Linked DNA regions of Mus musculus: regions 1 and 2 are each linked to region 3. The links are chromatin loops, found by intact Hi-C in ENCODE. Cell type or tissue: heart. All regions are shown on one strand.

The links. A loop is a pair of places that touch in the nucleus more often than their neighbours do. Peaks named below come from ENCODE experiments on the same cell type or tissue, not always from the same donor. Only the 100,000 strongest peaks of a DNase experiment are listed, where the experiment ranks them.
Region 1: a loop joins it to region 3, with 4 times the contacts of the local background. A loop is called at or near these places in 5 of 42 quality-filtered maps.
Region 2: it touches region 3 in a loop (7-fold over the local background); 3 of 42 quality-filtered maps call a loop at or near these places.

What each region holds. Positions count from the first base shown.
Region 1 is chr3:132,679,512-132,687,511 of GRCm38, forward strand. It overlaps Aimp1 (aminoacyl tRNA synthetase complex-interacting multifunctional protein 1), which reads right to left and starts at 4,368. Exons shown (of 7, transcript NM_007926.2): 1 at 4,282-4,368. The coding sequence starts at 4,283. It overlaps Tbck (TBC1 domain containing kinase), which reads left to right and starts at 4,633. Exons shown (of 26, transcript NM_001163455.2): 1 at 4,633-4,883; 2 at 7,261-7,481. The coding sequence starts at 7,289. In heart, no CTCF peak of the experiment used is centred here; DNase peaks (open chromatin) are centred at 4,350 and 4,600; H3K4me3 peaks cover 2,502 bases; H3K27ac peaks cover 1,631 bases.
Region 2 is chr3:133,306,119-133,314,118 of GRCm38, forward strand. It overlaps Ppa2 (pyrophosphatase (inorganic) 2), which reads left to right and starts at 3,992. Exons shown (of 12, transcript NM_146141.2): 1 at 3,992-4,163. The coding sequence starts at 4,022. In heart, a CTCF peak has its summit at 3,943 (motif pointing right); DNase peaks (open chromatin) are centred at 4,013 and 4,503; H3K4me3 peaks cover 1,535 bases; H3K27ac peaks cover 1,491 bases.
Region 3 is chr3:133,086,978-133,094,977 of GRCm38, forward strand. It overlaps Gstcd (glutathione S-transferase, C-terminal domain containing), which reads right to left and starts at 4,848. Exons shown (of 12, transcript NM_026231.3): 1 at 4,603-4,848. Ints12 (integrator complex subunit 12) reads left to right here and starts at 4,878. Exons shown (of 7, transcript NM_027927.4): 1 at 4,878-4,999. In heart, a CTCF peak has its summit at 4,998; a DNase peak (open chromatin) is centred at 4,934; H3K4me3 peaks cover 3,233 bases; H3K27ac peaks cover 2,756 bases.

The DNA of each region.
Region 1 (8,000 bases), 410 kb before region 3:
AGGAAAATAAATATGGTTCTCTTTAGGGAGATGGTGCTACTTTAACAATACTGAAAACTTAAACTTTTGCCTGTTAATCTAGAGCTCATCTTACTATTTTATATTAGTCACTCCACAGTGGTTTTATTTTACTGTAGTACAAAGTGCAGGCTTACTTTGAAAATATTTAGTCTCCTTGGGACTGGAGAACCCAGGTTTAATTCCGAGCATCTATGTGGATACTCAACAACCACCTGTAGCCTCAGTTCCAGGCTGAACCCCTCTTCTAGCCTCTGCAGGCTCTAGGTATGCACGCAATGGTGCATACACACAAATGCAGGCACACACACATTAAGATAAAAATATCTTTTTAAAAAGTCTCCTTATTGAATTCAAAGCTTTTATTATTCTGATATGCACACTTCTCATACATGATAATAGGAATAACATATAATTCTTGTAAAATATTACTTGCTGCCTAAGTACATGAATCATTCATGAATATTTCAACTCATTATAACAGAAGACAACTGCAATTAATTTTCCCAGGTAGTAGAGGCAGTAAATGAGGATTGAAACTCAAGTCTATCTGATGCTCAAGCTAGTTCTTGTAATGAGCATGTTGTCATTTCTCCACACATAATTACCAAGCATTTTCCATTCTAATTACAGCCGGAACCTGAAGCACACAGCACCCATCAGCATTGACTGGGGCTGCATTGTCTGGATGGTCTGAGATGTTTATTTAGTTTTTATGGTAACTTGTTAAAAATACGAGATGAAAATAGATTTAATGCTTCATTGTATGTACAGTACCTGCTCAGAAAAGAACGAAGAGCAAGAAAAAAAGGGGCATGAAGGCAACACATCAAACATATTCTTGTACATTACTGATGCTTTCTCTACTACTAATAAAAAAAATTATGATAAAAACATTGGAAAGGCATGAAATTGTTAAATGAGATTTTTGACCCAATTTGTGATGTTTCATGAAACACACAGAGAGCAATGAATTACATGGTTAAGTACATACAATACCAAATGCATGAATTTAGAGTACACATCAAAGAGTAAGACATGACTTAAGATACGACTTTCTGAGATTCCTATCTTTCCTGTATTGCTTTGTTATTTCAGTAATCTCCTTAGTTGAAATTCCTACTTCATTCAAATTGCCTGTGATTTCGTTTAACTCCCAACCATTCTGGCACCAGGTTATGAAAGTTAGAAAACTTTTACTTTTTTTCAAAGTTACTGAAAACCAAATTTTCATGTGCAGTTTTCATTTTACTTTTTAGCACAAGAATTGTACAGAAATTTGGAAATGCCCCTCTATTCTCTGGATCCCTAATTCCACTACTTCAGAATCACAATTATGTATAAAAAAAAAAAGTACTTTTCTTAAATATAATACTTCTCAACACTCAGCTTCATCAAATCTATGATGCCATCAAGTAAAAAACTACTCCATACAACATATTACTATTTTAATTTCATTCATACATATAGCATATATAATTGAACTTCCTCTACACACTGTAGATTCATTTGCTCTAATGCTCTTGATCCATTAGACACATTTTGAATGCTATTCGTGGTTGTCAATTTGACTATATCTGCAATTAAAAAACCCAAGAGGCTAAGCACTCCTATAAAGGATCTTTTTTTTCTTAATTAAATCATTTGAGGTGGGAAGACCCACCTTTAATTTGGGCCATGCCTGTTGGCAGCCCATATAAACACAGAGAAGATGGCAGCTCACTCTCTTGGCCTGCTTGCGCTAACTCTCACTGGCAAATCCATCCCTTGCCTGGCAGTAGAACCTACTCTTTGGAACTTTGGTGCATATTTAAGACCATCTGAAACGTCTAGTCTCATGAGCTCAACAACTCCGAGCTTCCTTCTTGGACATTCCTGTAGTGGACAGCCACACAGCTGGGTCACAACCTGTAAACCACTTTAATATTTATGTTCACTGAAAACCTTTTTAAATTTAGAATTAGATTGTTGCTTTATATTACTACATTGTTTTCTTGTATTTCTGAATACACAGTAACTTCATTTTGACTCTAAGTCACAATCACTAAAAGTATACATAAAATAAAAATTATACTTAATAAGCTAAATACCAACATGGCACACAACAGAATAACATTAACATTTATGAGGACATTCATAGCTGACACAATGAAAACTATGTTACCAGAAGGTAATCTAGAGTGGTCTGAAGATGTAGATAATTTAAAAATACATCCCAGTTTCAGATATATAAATGTGAGAATTAATAGCAATCATGTTTTTTTCTCTTCTTCCCTTCATTCCAGTCTTGCCTTCCAAACATTTCCCCAGTTGCTTCACAATCTAATTGCCAAGATATTCTACAGCAACATGGTACCTTTAGACCACTTTAAATTCCTGTTGCCATTTAACACATATGTCACAAGTCAGAAGGTAAGGACAAGTAAATACTTTGGTAAATGTGAGGACAATGTGCTCCATAAACACTCACTGACATTGATCCCACTGCTAAGTTTTTAAACCAAGCCTTGCTAAAACCCATAGAAGACCTGAGGCTGTTTCTGGTGAAAGCTCCTATTTATTCTAGATTCTTATCCCCTTACTGGAGAGCCCTTTTTTCTCTTTACTGATGAAGACACAGGAAGTTCTAGCCATATTAAATGATGACAATGGGGGGAGAAAGTAAAATTGATTACTATGAAGGGATAATCCATGCTTTTCTAATATTATGACTTAATTCAAAACCTTTTCTCCCAGTAGAAGACATACATAAAATGCAAAAGGCTTGGCTAGGCCTCCTGTTATCACAGTGAACAATCTTTTATCATTTCATTTTTAAAATAAGTTAACCAATCACTTCAACCACACCATCACGCCTACTTCCAATTCAAGAATGCAAATAAGAACAATAACTAATGGACATTTGACATTGACATTTACTCTCCACCATGTAAGATATCATTTTATACACCAGGAGAAAGTATATGTATTGTCTGGATTCATCCAATTATTATACGGCAAAACCATGATTTTAACTTATGTTTGTCATTCTGAAATTCACACAATTCACTCAAAATGTTTCCCAAAGCCTAAATGCTTTCATTATTTGGGAAACACACTCAAGACCTGACTGGACACTTAGGACCTTTATTGAAGACACTGTTATGTTCCCTTTGAGGTAAAACAAAAGCCTCCTAACTGATCTCCTTTCTCACTTCTGCCCCCAGTCTAAGAGGGCTATGGAGTAACCCTCTTAAAACGAAGCTGGGTAACATTACTTGGCCTTGGAAAACCTTCTATGGCTTTCACTCCCCCTGATTAGCCCACACTCTCTGTCTGCATCATGAATCCCCTCTCTCAGTTCTGAGCCCACAGGCATTGGTCAGACCCCTTCATACTTTGGTAAGTTTCTGTTGCATGGCCTTCGCAATGGCTTGGCCTTATGACTGACTGTACTTCTTGAAGGTTTTCTCTATTGTTAATTCTATTTGTGTCACCTCCTTCCTAGAAAGCCATCTTTTCCTTGAGAACCTTCTCTGGCAACCATGTCAAATAATCTACCTTTTTTTTTTTATGGCTTAATACCTTTTCTGTGCAGTACTTATAATCTAAAATATTTAAGTATAAAATGCCAACACTAAAAAGCGTTTAGTGCTTGTTGCAGGGAACCCAAGCTCAGGGCCCAGCACTTACACAGGAGCACACAATCACAGGTAACTCCAGGTCCCAGGGGTCTGATGCTTTCTAGCCTCCGCGTTTACCTCCACACAAGTTTTGCACAAAAACTCACTCGGGCATGAACACATACCCATAAGTAAAACATATCAATATTAAAATACAGAGTGTTCACCTTACTTTTAATGCTGTACTTCAACAATAAGCCCTAGCCGAGAGGCAACGACTGGGATTTTTGTCCGTTTCGTTGACAGTCATTTCTACTTAGTTTATGGATCTTTACCCAATAACTAAACTGTTGCCGGGAGTATAGTGGTAGCTGGTGTTTCTAATATCTGTTGAAATCAAGGAATCTCCTTCTTCAACCCGTCCTCACGTACAAACACTGGAAATCCTTTGCACTCTCACTTAAAAGGAAACAAGGTAATGCATTCACCCCCTGCCTCCAGTAGCATGCTCTCCCTCGGCCACGTATTCATTGCCCAAACTAAGTTGAATCAAAAGGGGGCACGTGGGTGGAGGTTTTGACCGCGCTTCCCACTACTACACAGAAGGTCAGGTTCTTTTTCCCGGGTGAGAAAGGGAAGAACTCTGGATCGGGACACTCACATGAAGCGGTGACCCAACCGCAGCTCTTGAGCAGCCTCAGCCGGGAGAAGGAAGGGCCAGCCTCCCGCAGTCCCCGGCAGCGAGAAAGGACCCAGGAGGCTGTCCCTGATAAATGCCTGAGCGTTTCACAGTTTCACCGCTCATCGGCCGTCCGCTGCCTGCGCCAGCTCTCTCCCTGTACCACACTGAGCTCCCATCTCCCATTTCCTTCCTCCCTCCCTCCGATCTTCCCTCACTTCTTTCTCACTCGCTACATTTGGCTGTCTGTCTGGGCAAGGGACAGGCGGCCGGAAGTTTTGGGGTCTTCCCCCGGGGTTGCGTCTCGGCGATGTGACGTCATGAGCAGTGGCCGACCCGAGGCGGCGGCGGGGGAGGGGGTGCTGGGCGCTGTCAGTGGAGCGAGGTGCGCGCTCACCCTCGGGTTCTGAGCCGGGGACCCGGGAGGCCCGCGCGGACGGAGGCGTGTCGCTCCGGCTGTCACCTTCCCTAGGCGGCCTCTTGTAGACGCGCCTGAAATGCAGGACACGGCCCACTAAGCACTGCCAGGCATAGCTTCCGCGCTTAGGAGCTCAACCCCCCAATCTCTGCGTCCCCAGATTCAGGCAGGTATTCTGGTGTCGCCGCTTGCCTGGCGTTAGTGGGTGGGACTTGTGGGACAATCAGGTACTGTGAGTGACCCGGCCATTCTGCAGGAACCCATAGAACCAATCTGTGGAGCTGCTTGCTGTTGTGTTTGTCTCCAAACTTCCTTCTCCCTGAAGCCCAAGTTCACCGAGTCTTAGAAATGCAAATACGATTTTACTCTGGATAAAATCCACGTCTCCCCACTACCCCTCTTTTTTCCCCCCTTTTCTCCTCCTCCTCCTCTTCTTCTTCTACATTTTCGACTCACGTGAGTCATCTCCAATCTCTTTAAGAGTTTACATTGTGTCTTGTTCATTATAGGTGCAGGCCATGTTTGTGGTTTTCAGTGTTCTGGCTACAGAAACGTCAGACTTAACGTAGAAGTTTCAAAGTATTCCCTGAGTAAATTTTCCAAGCCAACTACCTGCCTACATGGCTTTCTCTTGTAATCTCTGACTTCATCGTTTTCATTTTTCACTCTCTTCTAGTTACCAAGTGTGAGCACCTGTGTGTGTGTGTGTGTGTCAATTTTTTGTTCGTGAGCTTCATGCACACCAGAGAGATAGACTGATACTGAAATTTGTTTTCTTGCTTGTGGTTTATCTTTTTGAGTCATAAACACTTGTCTGATTTTTCAGTTGTATGTTATTTAATGTCTATAACGGAAAATCTAATATATCATTGTAAAAGTTAAATATTAAAATGCTGAGGTTATGTCTCACCTTTCCTATGACTTCAAGCCTGCTATGTAGATATAACTTTCTGTAATTTTGCATCTACTCATTGAATAAGAAGTTAAGATTCAAGTAGACTTAAGCTAGCTCACAGTATCGACAAGATTCAGAATAGTGGTCATAACTATTTTCACATGAACTTTTGAGTATGTGTTTTGACTCCTCTATTATGATGAGAATAGCACTGGCTCTCTCCATTTATCACCAAGAAAACAAATTCGCCTGTGTTACCAAGTTTTCAGGTCCATTAATTCTGAAAGCCTATGGGAGACTTTATTTGGCTCCCAATGAACAGAGGAGCCTTGTGCTCTACAGGCTTCTTGTAGAGCAAGTCTGAGGTGTGCATTGGATATGAAGTGGTTTGCATCAAAACTTTTCGTAAAAACAGGATGGGCATAACCGATCTGTGGTGGAACTAATGTGTATATCCTTTTTATTATAAAGAGCACACATTAATTTCAATTGTCAAACCAGATTGAGGCAGTCTAGGGTTTCTCTCCTGGTCAGTCATCAAATGCATATGGCTATTAGTACTTGGCTTTTTATGTTTTGAAAGCAAGTAGTATCTTTAAACAAAAAGTTATGACTAATTAGCTGATGAAGTCTAGCAAATAGTGCTATCATTAATTCCTAGTGTAGTCTAGGGACACCTGCATTTTTTCCTTAGCAGGACTTTTACTTATACATTGTCAAAATTAGTCATAGTTCCTAAGTGTGTTGTTTAATCTATGTGCAGAAAAACAAATGTTCATGGTAGTAGGGATTTATAATTACTTTTCAGTGCAAACCCACACAGTGTGCTAGGTCACATTTTTTCCTTCCCTCAATGTCATGACCATGGACCTTTTTGTAATATCAAAGATAATTCAGGTTCATTCTTTCCCTCCAATGGTAAGTGTGCTTGATTTAGTAGATTGTGTGTTTAGATATATTTTTAACCTTTCTCCTTTTCAAACCCCCTTCCTCTGTTTTTGCCTTTTGGTTTCTCTTTGGAGAAAGCATGCATCCCCTTCTATGGCTACGTGGCCCTGCAAGGTGGTGCATGTGTGTAAGCAAGTCCCGGGGAGGTGAAGGCAGGGGGTTAGGAGTTCAAGGCCAGCCTGGGCTAGGTGAGGACCCTGTACAAAGCAGAACAGCAAAGCAACAGCACACCCCTCCTCAGTTGCAGGGATAATTGAATGGGAAGATGAAATCTTCTAACTCTTCTCTTTTTTACGCTATTGAAAACCTTTGAAATTGATTTTGAGCTGCAATATAAACATGTGCTTAGGTGTTTTTCTTTCAAACATTGTCTTTAAATTTTTAAACTGACTTTTTTAAAAATACTTGCTCTCAGAGTATCATGGTTGTTTTGTATTGTTTTTCCAAGTTGACTTTTAATTTTTTTTTTTTTTTTTTTTTTTTGGTTTTTTCGAGACAGGGTTTCTCTGTGTAGCCCTGGCTGTCCTGGAACTCACTGTAGACCAGGCTGGCCTCGAACTCGGAAATCCGCCTGCCTCTGCCTCCCAAGTGCTGGGATTAAAGGCGTGAGCCACCACTGCCCGGCGACTTTTAATTTTAAATTGAGAAAGTACTGGATTAATGTTAGCTCATTGTGTCATAAAATTCTTTCGTTTTGTAGATCATCTTAAAGGATCCAAGACTACAAAATGTTTCCTCTGAAGGATGCTGAGATGGGCGCCTTTACCTTCTTTGCCTCTGCTCTCCCACATGATGTTTGTGGAAGCAACGGACTTCCTCTCACACCAAATTCCATCAAAATCTTAGGTCGCTTTCAAATCCTTAAGACCATCACCCACCCCAGACTGTGCCAATATGTGGATATTTCTAGGGGAAAGCATGGTAAGATCTTTCTCTTTTGAATTTTATGTTCACTGCCTCAATTCCAGATGCAGTTTGAAAATACTGCGTCAGTATCTGTTGACAAGCAGTCAGGACCTTGCTCTCTGTGCTTCAGAGTACTCTTGACTGACTTGACGTGAAAGGGACTCTTACTGTCTCACTGTTGCAGTTGCCTTTACAGAACTAAAGTAGTGGAAAAGTGTGTGCCTTGAGACAGCAGTGTTGAGTGCCGTTGAGTTCTTTGTACTGGACTGAGCATGTGGAGATAAAAAAGTACATGAAAGTCAACCCTTTGTGCTTTCTGATATTCAGCCATGTTTTCTATAAAATACATTTCATATGTTTCTACCTAATGGTGAAGACGACCTTCATAAATATTTACTTTTTCTTTGTTTCTCTGAAAAAGCATACTAAGCTATACTTGAAATTGGATAGCTCATTTTTGAAAAAGTATTTGCTCTGAGAATATTTGGTTTTTGTAGGTTATGAGCAGAATAATCTTTTGTTATGATATCTCTC
Region 2 (8,000 bases), 220 kb after region 3:
TACCGGTTGGGACATCTTCTGGATATATGCCCAGGAGAGGTATTGTGGGATCCTCCGGTAGTACTATGTCCAATTTTCTGAGGAACTGCCAGACTGATTTCCAGAGTGGTTGTACAAGCTTGCAATCCCACCAACAATGGAGGAGTGTTCCTCTTTCTCCACATCCTTGCCAGCATCTGCTGTCACCTGAATTTTTGATCTTAGCCATTCTGACTAGAGTGAAGTGGAATCTCAGGGTTGTTTTGATTTGCATTTCCCTGATGATTAAGGATGTTGAACATTTTTTCAGGTGCTTCTCAGGCATTCTTCTTTTCATTTGGACCAATATTAATATATACTTTGTCCTTCCAAGGTATCCAGAGCTGAAGCCTAACAAGTTGAGCCATCTTTTCAAGAATTTTCATGGAACTGAAACTTACAAAACTTAACATTCAGGGGTAACGGCTGTTCTGGGGTCAGCAGTAAATACATAGAGAACAGAGTGATCCTCAAGAAAGCCAGTATGAGCCGGAAGCAGACATATGTCTCAAGCTAGAAGCAGATGTATGTCATGAGCAGGGCGTCTGACAGTGCCAGTGACAGGGGCTGTGAGTCAGGAAACCATGAGGGTGCTGCTGACTAGGTGATACCACAAGGGTGCTGCTGACTAGGTGATAGAGCCAGACGTAGCATCTTCTTCCTCTTCTTCTTCTTCTTCTTCTTCTTCTTCTTCTTCTTCTTCTTCTTCTTCTTCTTCTTCTTCTTCTTCTTCTTCTCCTTCTTCTTCTTCTTCTTCTCCTTCTTCTTCTCCTTCTTCTTCTCCTCCTTTCTTCTTCTTCTTCTTCTTCTTCTTCTTCTTCTTCTTCTTCTTCTTCTTCTTCTTCTTCTTCTTCTTCTTCTTCTCCTTCTTCTTCTTCTTCTTCTCCTTCTTCTTCTTCTTCTTCTTCTCCTCCTCTCCTCCTCCTCCTCCTTCCTCCTCCTCTTCCTCTTCTTCTTCTTCTTCTTCTTCTTCTTCTTCTTTCTAATTCTTCTTCTTCTTTTCTTCTTCTTCTTCTTCTTCCTTCTAATTCTTCTTCTTCTTCTTCTTCTCCTCCTCCTCCTCCTCTTCCTCCTCCTTCTCCTCTTCCTTCTTCTCTTCCTTCTCCTTTCTTCTCCTCCTCTTCCTCTTCCTTCTCCGTCTCTTCCTTCTCCTCCTCTCTTCTCCTCCTCCTCTTCCTCCTCCCCCTCTTCTCCTCTCTAGTTGAGCATCTCTGGAAACAATCTCACAGTTATGATTGGATGTGTGTCTCTTTGCTGCTCTCAAACCTAGTCAGTAGTGCAGATTGACACTCATCAGTCCATTCTGTCAACACACCAGACAAGTGTCACTTTGAAATCATGATATTCCACCTCTATCCCAGGAAGAAAAAAAAATCTCATGTTAATTTTATAACACAAAATGTATTTATTACATTTCATGAAGTACCCAAAGTATAAATGTTCCAGGAGTATTCAAAAGTATAAGCATAAAGTTTCTACTGGGGCTCAATCAATCTCTTATGGTGAGACCCAGCAGAAAAAGTTACATATTTCTAATATACAATGGCACAAAATCCAACAGAGAGCAGTAAGGGCATAGTTAAGAATGATGAGACCATAGCAAGACCTAAACTGAGGAGGTGAACACCAAACTCTGCAGCTCTGTATCTGGCATCTGCAGCTTATACTGGAATCATCTGGGCCTCGTCTGGGGTGGTGGGTACCCCTGCCCACTCAGGTCTCCAACCTAGAGTTGACCATTTACATGGACTGCTTTCACTCCTGTTTAGTTGGAAAATCAACAGCATCTGCTTCACACATACTTCAGGAAAAGGAAAGCCATTTAATTAAAAATCTGAAAAGCTCAAAGGTTGTCTCTCATGTTAGCAACCTGGTATTTTGTTTATTGTGAAGTGACCATAAGCTAAATTTCTATAGACTAAAAGCTATTCAATATATTGCAAGTCCTGCAAGTTCCATGCTATAGTTGTCTCCTGGGCTCCACATTGGACTGGCTCCTGGACACCTCACTATTCTCAGATACAAAATCAGAATGATGGCTAAGCTCGGCTACATACCAGTCACCCCAACCCTCCAAGCTCAGCCAGTTTTCTCTTTTATTTGTAAATTCTGGATCTGTGCTCAAGAGCTTTTTGAACATTTGTCTTTACCCCTGTTTTGTAAAGTCCTAGAATTAAAAATTAAGACACACACTTACTGTCTTAATTTCATCATTACTGTGAAGAGACATTATGACCAAGGCGACTCTTATAAAGGAAAGCATTTAATTGAGAGTAGCTTGCAGTTTTAGAGGTTCAGTCCATTATTACTATGGAAGGAAATATGGCAGCATGCAGGCAGCCATACTAGACAAGCTGAGAGTTCTACATCTTGATTGGAAGGCAGTCAGGAGGAGACTGTGTTCCACACTGGGCGGAGCTTGGATACAGGAGACCTCAAAGCCAGGCCCCCACAGTGATACACTTCCTCCAACAAGACCACACCTCCTAATAGTGCCACTCCCTATGTAATTCAAACACATAAGTCTATGGGGGCCTTACCTATTCAAACCCCCACACTTGCTACATGATAGTGACAGATGTCCACAGAGGAAATTCAGCGAGTTAGGTTCCAAATGTCTACATTTGAAATGGACAACTATTGTTGAATAAATATCTTCAGAAATTTGTATTTTAAAATTAACCAGTAAGCCAACTTTGTTCTCATAACATGTATTGTATATTCGGTTTTGATCCACAGGTATTTCAGTAAATTATAGAAAATGAAAGATGAGATTTTATATGTTCAAAATCAAGCCATTTCTTTTTAATGCCATAAAGTAATATGTTCCTAAATCACATACCCGGAATTTGATGCTAATTTTAAGAATCTAGACTATTAGACAGCCCAGAACCTTGTTTCAGTAGGAATTTCTTTCTCAAATATCCAATATTTGAAGTTTAGGTGAAATTTTAAGCTTTCTTTTTTTAACATAGGCAGAATCATATAAATCAATGAAATAAACGCAGGAAGGAAATGTTTCCATTTTTTATAGGACAACTTAGCTTGCAACTCCGCCTAATCATGTTGACGTGTTACAAAGCCACTAATGTCAAAATTTTTTAGAGACTAGGCTAAGCAATGTCTAAGTGGCTAGTGGCACCTCTAAGAGATCCTTTCTGAAACCTGGGTAAAACCAGTTTGGGTTTTAACTGTCACAATTTAGATGCAGAAAGAACCCAGTAGGTGAGGATGTGAGCCTTGCTCACAGTTGGAGCAGAAACTGGTAGAGGTCCGGAAGACCATTCCAGTGAGGTCTTCCCAATCAACTGGTCTACAGAAAAGGGCAATGGTTGGTTCCTTCCTTAGAACCACAGCTCCCGTTGTTACTGGACCAGACTGCAAAGACTGCTGTTGTAACTAGTTGTGGCCACCGGACCAGACAGAAATACTTGTGAAGTATGCAATTGCAGAGAAGTTAAAAGTTACCTGTACTTGGGTTAAATATTAAAGGGCCTTATGGAGGAAGTGGCGTTTGAGGGAATTACAGATTTAGGATAAATCTGTGTCAGATGTCTTCACAAGGACGCTCGATCATTATACATTATAGTCGTGTGTGTGTGTGTGTGTGTGTGTGTATGTGTGTGCGCGCGCGCGCGCGTGTGTGTACACTCCCTCCTTCCGGCTTGGATGTTCCTTTAGAAATTTCTGGAGGTATGCATGCAACCAAGTGCTACATTAATGTAATCAAAGTCTGACCGCAGACACTGACAGTGTGTGAGTGGGTGCGTGGTGGTGAATTCCTGGGGCTTCTAAGGTCCTTGTCTTGATGGTCTTCGGCCTCTGAGGGCTTGTGGAGCAAAGTGGAGAGGTAGGTGGCCCCAGGAATGCAGAAGAGGGTGGGACTTGATGCCACTTGAGGCCGACCGCGGGGAGGCAGTGCGGGCTCCGGGCGGCAGGGGGCGCCGTCGAGCGGCCGCGCCGGGCCCAGCACCGACCCTGCGGTTCTCGCAGACCGTCCGCCATGCGCGCGCTGCTGCCGCTGCTGAGCGTCGGCCGAGGGTGGCGCGTGGGGGCCGCCGCCCGCCCTCCGCGCCGCGTCATGTCCCTGTACCGCACGGAGGAGCTGGGCCATCCCCGCTCGCAGGACTACCGCCTGTTCTTCAGTAAGTCGTTCGCCCAGCTCCGCGCCGGCCGGCGGAGGGGCCGCGGCGCCGTGCCCTGCCCTGCCTTGCTCTGCCCGGCCGGGTCCGCAGCCCGCGCCCAAGCCCGCTGCGGAGGGGACCGGTCTCGGTGCGCAGGGTGGCGCGGGGCCAACCGCCCTCTGCAGCGACCGCAGCCGGCCCGCGGCGCTGAGCTCCTCCCGCTGACCTCCGCGCCGTGGCCCGCCGCTCGCCCGCGCCGCCTCCTGGGCGCTGCTAAGCCCATCCGCCTCCGTACGGCCGCAGAACTTTGGGGACCGGGGTCTTCACTCCGAAAGCGAGTTTGCCTGCGACCGCGACCTTGCTGTCAGCGCAGGCGTACAGGCAGGGAGGAAGTGGGAGGAGAATGTGAGCCAGGCGCTGGGATAGGCTTGTGTGCACAACGCCATCACGAAACCTTTTGTTTGGTAAGGTTAACTTAAAAACAGCAACAGTCAACTGAGTTTTTAACCTAAAAGTTTGCACCCTGAATGCCATCCACAAGCAGGAGATTGGCCGGCGTTCTGGCGAGAATGTGGTGCCTTTTCTTGCCCTGTACGTTGAGCAAAACCTAGAAAGAGGGCCGTCTGGGCTGCCCTGGGCTGACGCCAAAGACAGAAAAGCTCCTGGCCACTTTCCTTTTTCTTTTCACTCTGTAGGTCTCGTTAACAATCGCGTGAAAATAGCCACGTAGATGGGTTGCTTTCAGGCCTCCTTTACTTAATACCAGGTAGCGGAGCGGTTGCAATGTCAAGGCTTGTGCACACCTCTTAGGAGGTTCCGCCCTGAAGAGGTGAAGCTAAATCTTGTTCCGAGACCCCCATGCTGGATGAGTGTCTTAACTTGCTAAGTATTAGAATTTTTTTCCCCTATAAGATAGGGCTGCAGAAGCGGCTATGTATGTTCAAAGAAGTCACCGGACTTATAGTATAACTTGAAATCATTAATAACTGTACTTTGATTTTTACAGTTACTTTTCTGGAGCTGAAGGTTGAAGATTATTTTGTGATAAAGGAGCAAACCTAGCTTAAACTCTTTTTTTTTTTTTTTTTTTGTATTATTTTGAGACAGGGCCTCACTGGGCAGCCCTGGGCAGCTTGGAACTCACAGTAGTACACCTCCCTCTGTCTCCTGGATTGAACACATGGGGCACTTCGAATGGCAAACTCTTGTCATTGTAATAAATCTTATAATAAATAGTTTCTTCACAATTAGTTTCTGTTTGCTCCTCTACAAGAGACCCTGTCTTGTTTCTTGTTGAGGCGAGATGGATTTAGGTCTTTTAAAAGAGGGTGTGTACACAACCGGATCCTGGGTAGACAACAGTCTCCAAACAAGAGCAACCATAAAAATAAAACAACAGAAGGAAGGGAAGCCCTTAATATGTGTGCTCATTTCTGAATGGGTTATATTCCCAAAGTTACAATGTAACAGCCACTGGGAGTGTTTTCCAGAAGAGATGCTGTTATATAATGGCAGAAAGCCCAAGCAGAAAAGCCTGTGGGTATAATACGGTGGACGTGTCTTGGGTTTTCAATAAGTGCAGTAATATGTCATGAATGTCTCCTATCAGAAACACAGTAGTCTTTCTACGGTGACAGAATTAATGGAATAACAGTAAATTGAGACGCTGCATGGGGTTTATGGAGCCCCACTTTACCCCTGACTACTGGCGCAGGCAAACACAGGTTCTTTGTGCACAGGTGCATGCCAGCAGTATGACGTCTTGATCCTTGGGTGCTGTTTATTGTATTTTTTGAGGCAGAGCGTGTCACTGATCTGGAGGTAGGTGAGGCTAGATGGCCAGGGGCCACCGAGATCTGTTGGTCTCTGCCTCCCCAGGACTGGGACAATAAGCATGCACCATCCTGCTTGGTTTTGTTACCTGGGTTCTGGGGAGCAAACTCACATCCTACTGCTTGCTTGCACAGCCAAGGGTTTTGCCAATTTAGTTATCTCCCCAGCTCAAACCAGGCTCTCGATTCCAATCTTAGTTACTGCTAACTCCAAGGTCACGCATACACACCCTGTGGTAAATACATCTCTATGTGTAGGTTACAGAATGGCTGCAGAAGAGTTAAAAGAGGCTGTAGCTGTTTTAGGGCTTCCCAGTGTCTATACAAAAAGGCAGAAACTGGCTGTTGCAGATGCAGAGAGAATCACTGCAGGTGTTTGTTCAAGGTGCTGGGAAATCAGATAAGTCAGAGGTTTGAACCAGGCCGAGAGCCACGGGGTCAGAGTTGAGCTGAGCTTCGTGGTTAAGTCAGGTTGTCCATGTGAAGGGTTGAGAGGGAGTGGGCCAGAAGAATTCTAGGAGGCTGCACCTGAAGCCCCAGGGACAGTGGGAGCTGTCTGTCTCCTGGTCAGGAGTGCTGGAAGGGAGCCCTGGATCCTCATCTCTTCTGACTTCTGTTCTGGAAGCCACCTATGAAGGAAGGTGTGATTGAAAGTCTGGTCCGGACATTAATCCATTCTGGATCTCTAGGTTTTCATTAAAAACAAAACAAAAATGAGTTATTTCTATTTCCCATTCTCTTCCCATCTTCTAAGAGATTAGAGACTGTTGGGGGGGGAACGGGAGGGGGAATGTCATTCTTCAAGGCCATTGAGGATGGATATACAGCTCTGTAGGGGCTCAATGAGGAAAAGCAATTTCCTCCTATCCAAAAGAATGAACCTTTGGCCCTGGGTGGAGATAAGACCTGCTGGTGTTCTCCAAAGATTAGAACATTATGTCAACTCCCATAAGAGTTAATCCATCTGGGCCTGTCAGTCACCTCGCCGAGACTGGCTGTCAGGGAGGCTGATGCGCCTAGCGCTATGCTAAGGAGATGGGAGGAATAATTATGCCCTTTATGTGTAATAAGGCTATTGTACTTATCCTTCCCAGACACCCTCACTCAGCATCGAAGCTTACAGAGCACTGCTGAGCCTGCCCACTTTTCTGAGTTACTTGGAAAACAGAGTTATTTCTTTTTTCCAGACTTTCTGAAGCTATCCCTCCCCCTCTCACCACGTGGCTGCTCACCAGCTATGGCTTTCTCTCTTCCTCTTCCCAGTCTTCTCCCAGGGAGCTGCCCCAATCCACAGCCTGCAACCTCTGATGATTCTTCTTCAATTTCTAAAACGATTGTCATCACACTTCCTTTCAAGTCTGTTTCTAGATTCTTTTAATGGGACTAGAAACCCCAATGCAGAAATACAGTGTCTATGGTTCCCAGTGTGGGGCTCCCCACACCTTCTGCAAACAGGCTTTTCTTTATGGCATCCATGGGAGGATGTTGTAGCACTTGTGTGTGTTTGTGTGTGCATTCATGCACATGCCAGCTACACATGTGTGTCCATGCATGCACATGCCAACTACACATGTGTGTATGCCTGCATGCACATGCCAGCCACACATGTGTGTGTATGCCTGCATGCCCGTGCCAGCTACACATGTGTGTCCATGCATGCATATGCCAGCTACACATGTGTGTGTCCATGCATGCATGTGCCAGCTACACATATGTGTGTGTATGCATACATGCACATGCCAGTAACACATGTGGGTCCTGGAGAGCAAATGCAGGTTATTAAGCTGGTTGTTTAATTGCTCACCAAGGTGCAGAGTCCTCTTGCCTCCCCGCATTTGGACTTAAAAGGGAGTCAAATTCTGCTTGTAGAATGGAGTTTCTCAGGGTACAGCTTAACCTGAAACTACTGCTATAATGAGATACAACCTACCTAGGTCAGGGCGCAGTCTACAAAAAGTGTGCTGAGCAAGCAGGGGTTGAAGTACAGCTCCATGCCTTGCCCTCAAAAATAAAAAAAAAGATAACT
Region 3 (8,000 bases):
AGGCTATTTGCATTTTCATTCCAATTAATATATCTTGGCTTTGACAAAATATTTTACATAAGAAAAGAGAAATCAGTTTTTGGTTTTTTTTTTAAACCTAAACTCTTAAAAAAAAAAAAAAAGCTGCTAGGCTAGGCAGCATATGCCTTTAATCCCAGCACTTGGGAAGCAGAGGCAGGCAGATCTCTGTGACAGAAAGAGCCAAGATGAAAAAGAGAGCGGGGTGCAGAGAGAGGGAGGGAGGGAGGGAGGGAGGGAGGGAGGGAGAGAGAGAGAATAAAAATATTAAAATTAAACATACTTCTTTTTTTTCCCCCGGTTTTTCAAGACTGGGTTTCTCTGTGTAGCCCTGGCTGTCCTGGAACTCAGAAATCCACCTGCTTCTGCCTCCCAAGTGCTGGGATTAAAGGCGTGCGCCACCACTGCCCAGCTTTAAACATACTTCTTTATCAACTAGAATTTTAAAAAGCAATTTGAATGTTTTGTGTTCAAAGTTCAAGGTCAGGATATTTGGCAAGGTCAGGATATTAAACAATAAATTACAATTCATGACAGAGCAAAAGTTATGTTATGCAGCAAAATATTGCTGAGTATTTTGTATTATTTTGTTTTACATTAAGAAATATTAGCCAAGCATGGCTCACTTCTTTAATCCCAGCATTCAAGGCAAGAGGAGCTCTGTGAGTTCAAGGCCAGCTTGGTCTACATAGTGAGTTCCAGGACAGTGAAGACTGAAGAAAGAACCTGCTTCAAAAAAACCTAAAGTAGTAACTGAATCTAAAGGGATCTATTCTGAAAACACTCAGAAAATTCTCTAGAATAAATACTATTTGCCCTTATAAAGTGGAGGAAAAGAGAATCAGGAGTTCAAAGTCATGGTAGAATACATAGCCAGTTCGAGACCAGCCTGTGTTAACGAGAACCTGTCTCAAAAACCCATAAATAGAAAATATTAATACTATCAGAATATAGCCTAAATTAAAGCACATTTTATTGTAGTAGGAACAATCTTATCAAAATAAAAATAATCAGAAATTATGTTATTAAAATATTTTCAGTGCCGGGCAGTAGTGGAGCACACCTTTAATCCCAGCACTTGGGAGGCAAAGGCAGGCGGATTTCTGAGTTCGAGGCAAGCCTGATCTAGAGAGTGAGTTCCAGGACAGCCAGGGCTACACAGAGAAACCTTATCTCGAAAAAACAAAAAACAAAACAAAACAAAAAATTTCAGTAAGGATGCCCCCCTCCTAAACCTCCATGTCAAGCATTAGTTATCTGCCAGTTTTTAACACTGGACACAATTCTCTGTCATCGCTTCTTGATTCCATTTACTGCATATTCTTCAGCTCCCTCAATGATTTCTGGCTCAAATCTAGTAACACAGGAGGATCACAAGTTTGAGGCCAGTTTGGACTATGTGGTGAATTCAAAGCAAGCTTGGAGATTTTAAGAAGGGGCTGTTTTAAAATCCAAAAGGCTAAGACATAGCTCAGAGAGTGACTGGCTTTATATATATATATAATATTTCCTGCCAGAAAATTGCAACAGCAAAACCTGATATAATGTCATGAGTACTTACTCTATTGCATGGAATAAATCTGATTATTTATGCTGTTTTTCCCTTTTCTTTTACGTTATGACTGTTGACTGATTTCATGGCCCATTACCAGTACACAAGCCACATCTCAACAGCATTGTTCTATGTGCTCTGCAGTGCCAATGGCTTTAAATATTATCCGACTCCTACATTTATTTCAGGCACATCTTGCCTGAGCTCCAGGCTCGACATTTCAATTGGGTATTTTTCTAAATGTGTTCATTTTTCTTTCCTGGCCCCATTGCTGATGAAATAGCAACACCATTCACCTACCTCCAAGCCTAAAGTCTCACCCAATTCCTTCATCTCTCACACCTGCTATCTCCTTCTTTGAAATAGAACCAAAATCTCATCACTTAGCACCCACACTGCTGCGCTTAGTACTGCTGGACTGGATGTCCCAGGAAGGCTGGTACCTAAGAGGGGGCTCCCTTCTCTGAGAAGGGGAGGGGTGGGGAGGGGAGGGATTTGTAAGGATGAGACTCTGAGGAGTGGGGGCACAATCCTGATGTAAAGTGAATAAATAAATAAATTAATGGAAAAAAAACCAACTTTCCCTCATTTTCTCCCGTATGGAATGAGGGCAGTAATAGCAGCAGCACCTTCCATCCTCTGTGCCATGGTAACTGACAGGGAGCCCTGAGGAAAAATGCTACCTACCTTCTTTATTTTGTTTTGAATAGTGCTACAGCTCAAATGCCAGGCCTCACTCATGCTGGGTAAGTACTCTGTCACTGAGTTAGACCTCACCCCCTACTATTCTTTAAAATGCACAAATTCTTTACCTAAGGACACTATTAAAACGCATAAACTTTAATGGGAAAAATCCAACTCGCGCTTTTTATTTGAAAACTTCTTCCAACAAAATGTGTGGACTATGTTGAACTTAAATGTGCTGCACCACAAACACTGATAAATTTAATACTGAGGTTTTAAACCCAAGGAGTCATAAAATGCTGTTGGGAATTCTTATGCCAATATACATATTAGCAGACTATATTTTATAAAATAAAAAGTTTGACATAGTTAACGAGTATGAACATTTACTGATTTCTCTCAAATATTGAAATCTAAATTTAAAGCTGCTCAATTCTCTGCATCAGACAATCTTCAATATTTTGAATGTACAACTTAGCTCATGGTTTAGACATTAAACAAAGCAGCATTATTTGGTTACAGACCCCACTTTATTACCATACAGATTTTTAAAAGTGCTTCTTCATAAATAAATAATAGTCAGTTACCTCTAGTTAAAAGTCCAAGAAAGAAATACAGCTTTTAGAGTTCATACTATGTAATGTAGGATTATAATTCAGGGGCAGTTAACCCATGATTAAAATTAGCTATTTGGATCCCAGGGCAAGAAATTTTTATTAAGTAAGAAAAGTTTGGAAGTGGAAATGCTTACTGAAATCTTAGTTATAGAAGAATATATAATCTCTCTGGAGATTCAAAGAACTGTCTGTTGTTATTAAGTCATAATACGTGCAGTTAACAGGGAAGGACAGCATAAAATGTAAATGCTGAAAATACCATCAAGCCTGAAAAAAATACTGAGTTACCTCAGCAAGCAATACTTATTTTATGATTACAAAGCTTTTAACTCCTGCCTCCCAAGAAATGTTCATAGAAGAAACCAGTAAGTCACTTTGCATTCAAGGATAAAAACAACACATACCAGGCAACAGTCTAAAATACTGATGGACACCAGGGTAAGTCCCAAATGTTTTTATGGCTACTAAATTACTGCTATTAATAAGGCCAAATGGATTATTGTTTGTGCTTATTTAAAACCATGTGCTGTTGAAACAAAAGCTAGAAAACATAAGAGGTTTAAAACAAAACTCCTTAAGTCCATAACCACAAAGCTTTTAGTTTTGTTTGAAATGGGGAAATACATAGTATTCTTTCCACTCCCCCGGCCCCGGACCTCACTGCATCCCATTTTCCCTTCCTTGAGAGCCCACCCCTTCATGGCCCCTTACTAGTTTAAAGGTGTTTTTCATTAGTACTATAGAACAACGTTCAAACCTCAATCTCCTTTTTGAAGTTAGGCCTCTTTAAAATGATTGAGTCACAATTTCAGCAGCGTCAATGGCAGTGTATGCTCCTCAAAGTGCAGTTTAACACTCATATAGCTTAAAGTTTGATCTACTAAATATGACAGCAAATCAGTTGTATTGTAACAGTTTATTCTCATGGCATTTCAAGACCATATTTACATGTTTAAAGTCACTTCCAGTTCTTGCTTTTTAAATTGTGGGACAGCACGAGGGAAACTTGACAAATGCCACCATCTTTAGCAATAATGTGGTACGAGATACACTCGTTTATTTTTTCTGACCTTAAGGAATTTATGACAAAGGATTTGGTGGTGAGTATGGCGGGGGATGGAGATGGGGTGGTGTAATTCCCCAGTCAAAGTTAGAGAGGTATGTATTAGGGTATTCTTTTTTTTTTTTTTTTCTTTTTTAATTTAAGCCAAAGCAGTTCTCGTGCAAACTCAAGCTTTCTGTTCGTGCTAATAATGGAAGGGCAACGCTGCTTTGGTGGGGATAGCAAATGTCCCCAAATGCAGCAGATCCTAACTGTAAAATAGTACGCATGTACAGCGTCCAATCAGGAAGGGCTGCGACGTAAAACTATGTCTTTGGGGAAAGTTAAGTCGTGCTCCAAGAGGTCTTTTTTCCTGCACTTAACTCAAAACGACCACACAACCCCCTACCAGGCAAAGCTGCCCTGTTGCTCTACCCACGCAGGGAAAAGACTAGAGGGATGGCTCGCAGCCGAGGGGCCCACGCGTCACTCAGCGGAACGGCGCGAAGCCCGTCCATCTGCACCCACAGCAAAAGCCTGCGGTGAATGTGGGGCTGGCAAGACTCTCAAGGGCTGCGAGCCGTCACCGGTCCCACCCTGGCCTCCAAGCCCAGCCCCGCCGACCCCTGAGGGCGAGCGCGGATCTCAGGAGGCGGCGGGGGGACGAGCGGCCCGAGCGCCCTCTTTACCTGGTCGCAGGGGCGCGGCCAGGCAGGGAGGGCGCGGGAGCATGCGGGCGACGACGCGGGCCACCGCGCCTTCCCGCCCAGCTCGAGCCGGGACTCCGAGGCTACTTCTGGAAGCCGCGGCCTGAGGAGGAGCACTCGCCTCCCAGCGAGGCCCTGAGCAGGGGAAAGGGGGCAAAAAGAAGGAAGAGACAACGTGTCTGCGCGTCCCCCGCCCAACGCCATTCATAATCCGGCGGACCGGAAGGAGTGCCCTACGTCACTTCCTGCTGTCTCACTCGGAAACGTTCCCCTTCCGACCTGTTGCGGGAACCTTTGTTTCTCTCTTCTTAAAGCTGGTGAGGGCGGGGACGGATTCGAAGAGAGCTACCGGGAACCGACCGAGTGGCGGGGCGGAGCGGTGAGTGGTGACGAGGGTCCCCGCTTCCTGGCGCCTCGGGGGGAGGCTCGAGACCCCGCGAGGGGCGGCCGGAGCGGAGCTCCGTGGGCTGTCGGTCTCCTCCCTGCTGGAGGGGAGACCTCATAATTTGCGGGGTGGTTGCGTGGCTCCGCCTGAGCGCTCCTCCTAGTCTGGAAGGACTGAGTGAGGAGGGCGCCGAGGACGGTGGCCCGGGGGACCGGGACCGTGGAATTGTCCAAGACCTTTGACCGAGGGTTCCGGAGACCTCTGTACAGCTCCCGTTTTACATCTCTGTTCTGGCCTCCTTGAGAAGGACTTACCCCTATTCGAGGCCGCCCCCAGTGTGTTTTGATTCCATCAAAGAATTGGCATTTCGAAGTGTCTCTTGACTCTCCTTAGCTTCTCTAGCGCTTGGGTTTGTTTTGGAATTGGGGTTTTTACATCCTGAGTTTCCAGACTTCCCCAAAGGCGAAGCACTAAATGGAAAGAAGAAGTTAATTGGAAAGGATTACAGAATCTTGCAGAAACACGAATGGGATGGTCTCGAGTGTTGTAATGAGTATTGCACTCTCTGCAGTTTCCTTTATCTCATGCACTAGCAGGTGATCAACTTAGAAGTTTGTTTGAAACTAGTAGGCAGGGTGAAAGAGATCTGAGAGAAAGCATCTATTTAGGTAGGGGTGCTCAATTTTGTTTGGGGACATCACAGCAGCCTTGAAAAGGACCATTTTGGCAAAAATCCAGTTGATTCAATAAATATTTTTTAAAAACACCTGTGAAATGCTACTTGCCAGGGAAATTCCTGCATTCCCCCTCACATTCCCCCTTCATAAACTTCTGCTCTCATAAAAGCTATACACTAGTGAGATTAATAATTAAAGACAAATGAAAGAGTAGAAAGTGAATGTTGCAGGTCAGAGCACTGTACACATCCCTACCCATAAAATAGACGATTGTCTTGCTTTTTTGTGTTTGAGTTATGTTGAGAGGAAAAGACAGTTGCATTTCATGAATGCCTTTTGCTGAAGTGACTAGAACTGTGTAGAGTAAAAGACAAGAATATTAGACTTCGGTGAGTTAGCTGAATATAATAGTCTGGTCATTGTTTTCAGAGTAACAGAGAAATAAGAGGAAGTGAGAGAAAAACCATACAGAGTCATCTGCCTTGAGATGGTATTTGACAACAAAATGCTCATGACTGCTGAAGAACAAATTGGTAGTGAGACTAAAGCAAGACAGAGCATTGGAACAATAGTGGCAAGAATGAGAAAGCCAGGGAAAGAGAGGTCCAATACCAACTTAAATGTAAAAATACAAAGTATCCCTCTTGTATTCACCTGATCTTAAAATAGGGGAGAGTAGCTAGAGCTAGAAGGGGACTTGGAAAAGGGAAGCTGGACTTAAAACTGACTTGGAGAAATAAAGAGTCAAGAGGCTGCAAGAGGTCCTGTTCAGTAGGAAAATGTAATTGTTCTTTCTGGAAAGATGGGAAGTGAGTTGACCAAACAAGCATGAGAATGCTAAGTGTGAAGCATGCTAGATAGGACTAATAACCTGGAAGAGAATATGGTATTTCTTTCAGTGGCACTTGTTTGGGTGTAGACGGGAGAAGATGCCAAATAGAAGCATGTCTACACAGTAGGTAAACCTTAGAGCAGTGGGATAAGGATGCTTAGAGAACTGGAAGAGAGTCACGGAACGGCTTGTTCTAGAGTGGAAGCCGAACAGGAAGGGAATAGCATACTGCCATAAACAGAGGTAAGCGATGCGGGGAGATTATTGTGTAGGCTGGCAGTTGCAGTGTGTCTTGCATAGCTACAGGTACTTCCTGGTGTGCCCCAACCATCCCTCCCACCAGCGCTAGCTATCACTGCCACATCCTAGGTTATTGATAGTTTTACAGTAATAAGTATTCATTTTCTTCCTTTCTTTGTTTTAAACAGTGCTTAGGTTTTTAAAATAAACTCACACTTAACATATTCTTTCATCTATCTTCCTGTTCTCTATTTACATGTACATTGTTTATGCCACCTACTGCTTCTCTTTGGTTTGAAAAAGAAATAGGAGCAAGAAAGAAGGGGGGGGAGGGAATTAACTAAAAAAAATATTGTCTTATAATACCCCAGATATCTTCTTGAGTTAAAACAGTGGAGAAGGAAAAAAAAAAAGGAAGATATAGTTTGCAAAGAAGGAGGCTGTTGATTGTAGTCATAGAGAATGGTGTAGCAGACTTCACATTTCACTAGCTGAAAATGAAGCTTTCTGTTAATGAACTAAATAAAATTATTTATAAAATGTTTTAGAAGATCATAATATATGCTTAATTAAAGGTAATGTCAGGGAGAGAGAAAGAAGGGCCTGGCCCTAATATTATGTAAATAAACCCCTGAGGTCAGAGGTTGATAAATGGAGTCATGGAATTTCTAAGCTGAGCAATACAGAAGAGGTTCTATCTGAGTACTGTTATAGCTTTTCTGATGGAACAAGTCAGAGGAACACTTCCGTGTTGGGAGCTGTAAAACATGATGTCATTAGTGAGAATAGTAAAGACAGATAGATAGTGCTTGAGGAAAAAGGAGGAACTATAGAGGAATGTGTTATTAATGACTGGGCTAATAAAGCTAGTTTGAGGAGGGTGAAGGGCTGAGCTCAGTAAAAACACTGGATGGATTTGCAGGATGAGCATCTGTGCTTTAAAGAAGCCATGATGTATTGGGAGAAAAGGGAAATTGGAAGTTGCTGGATAGTTTAGAATAGTGGTCTCTAAATCTTTCTTATACACACACGCTCACGCACAAACACACAACATTCCACCATGTGCAGAACTGGGTTTGAAAGATGTCAGTAATTTATGGCAGGGGTGCACAGCATGTTAAGTCTTAGAAAAAGAACTAATTCTGAGGTTCCCCTTAGAGTATTGCTGTTGACAAATTTTGTAGACTTACACCATAGGTTACCTAATTTATGGGCATTTCATTTGTGATGACAGAATTACATAGCA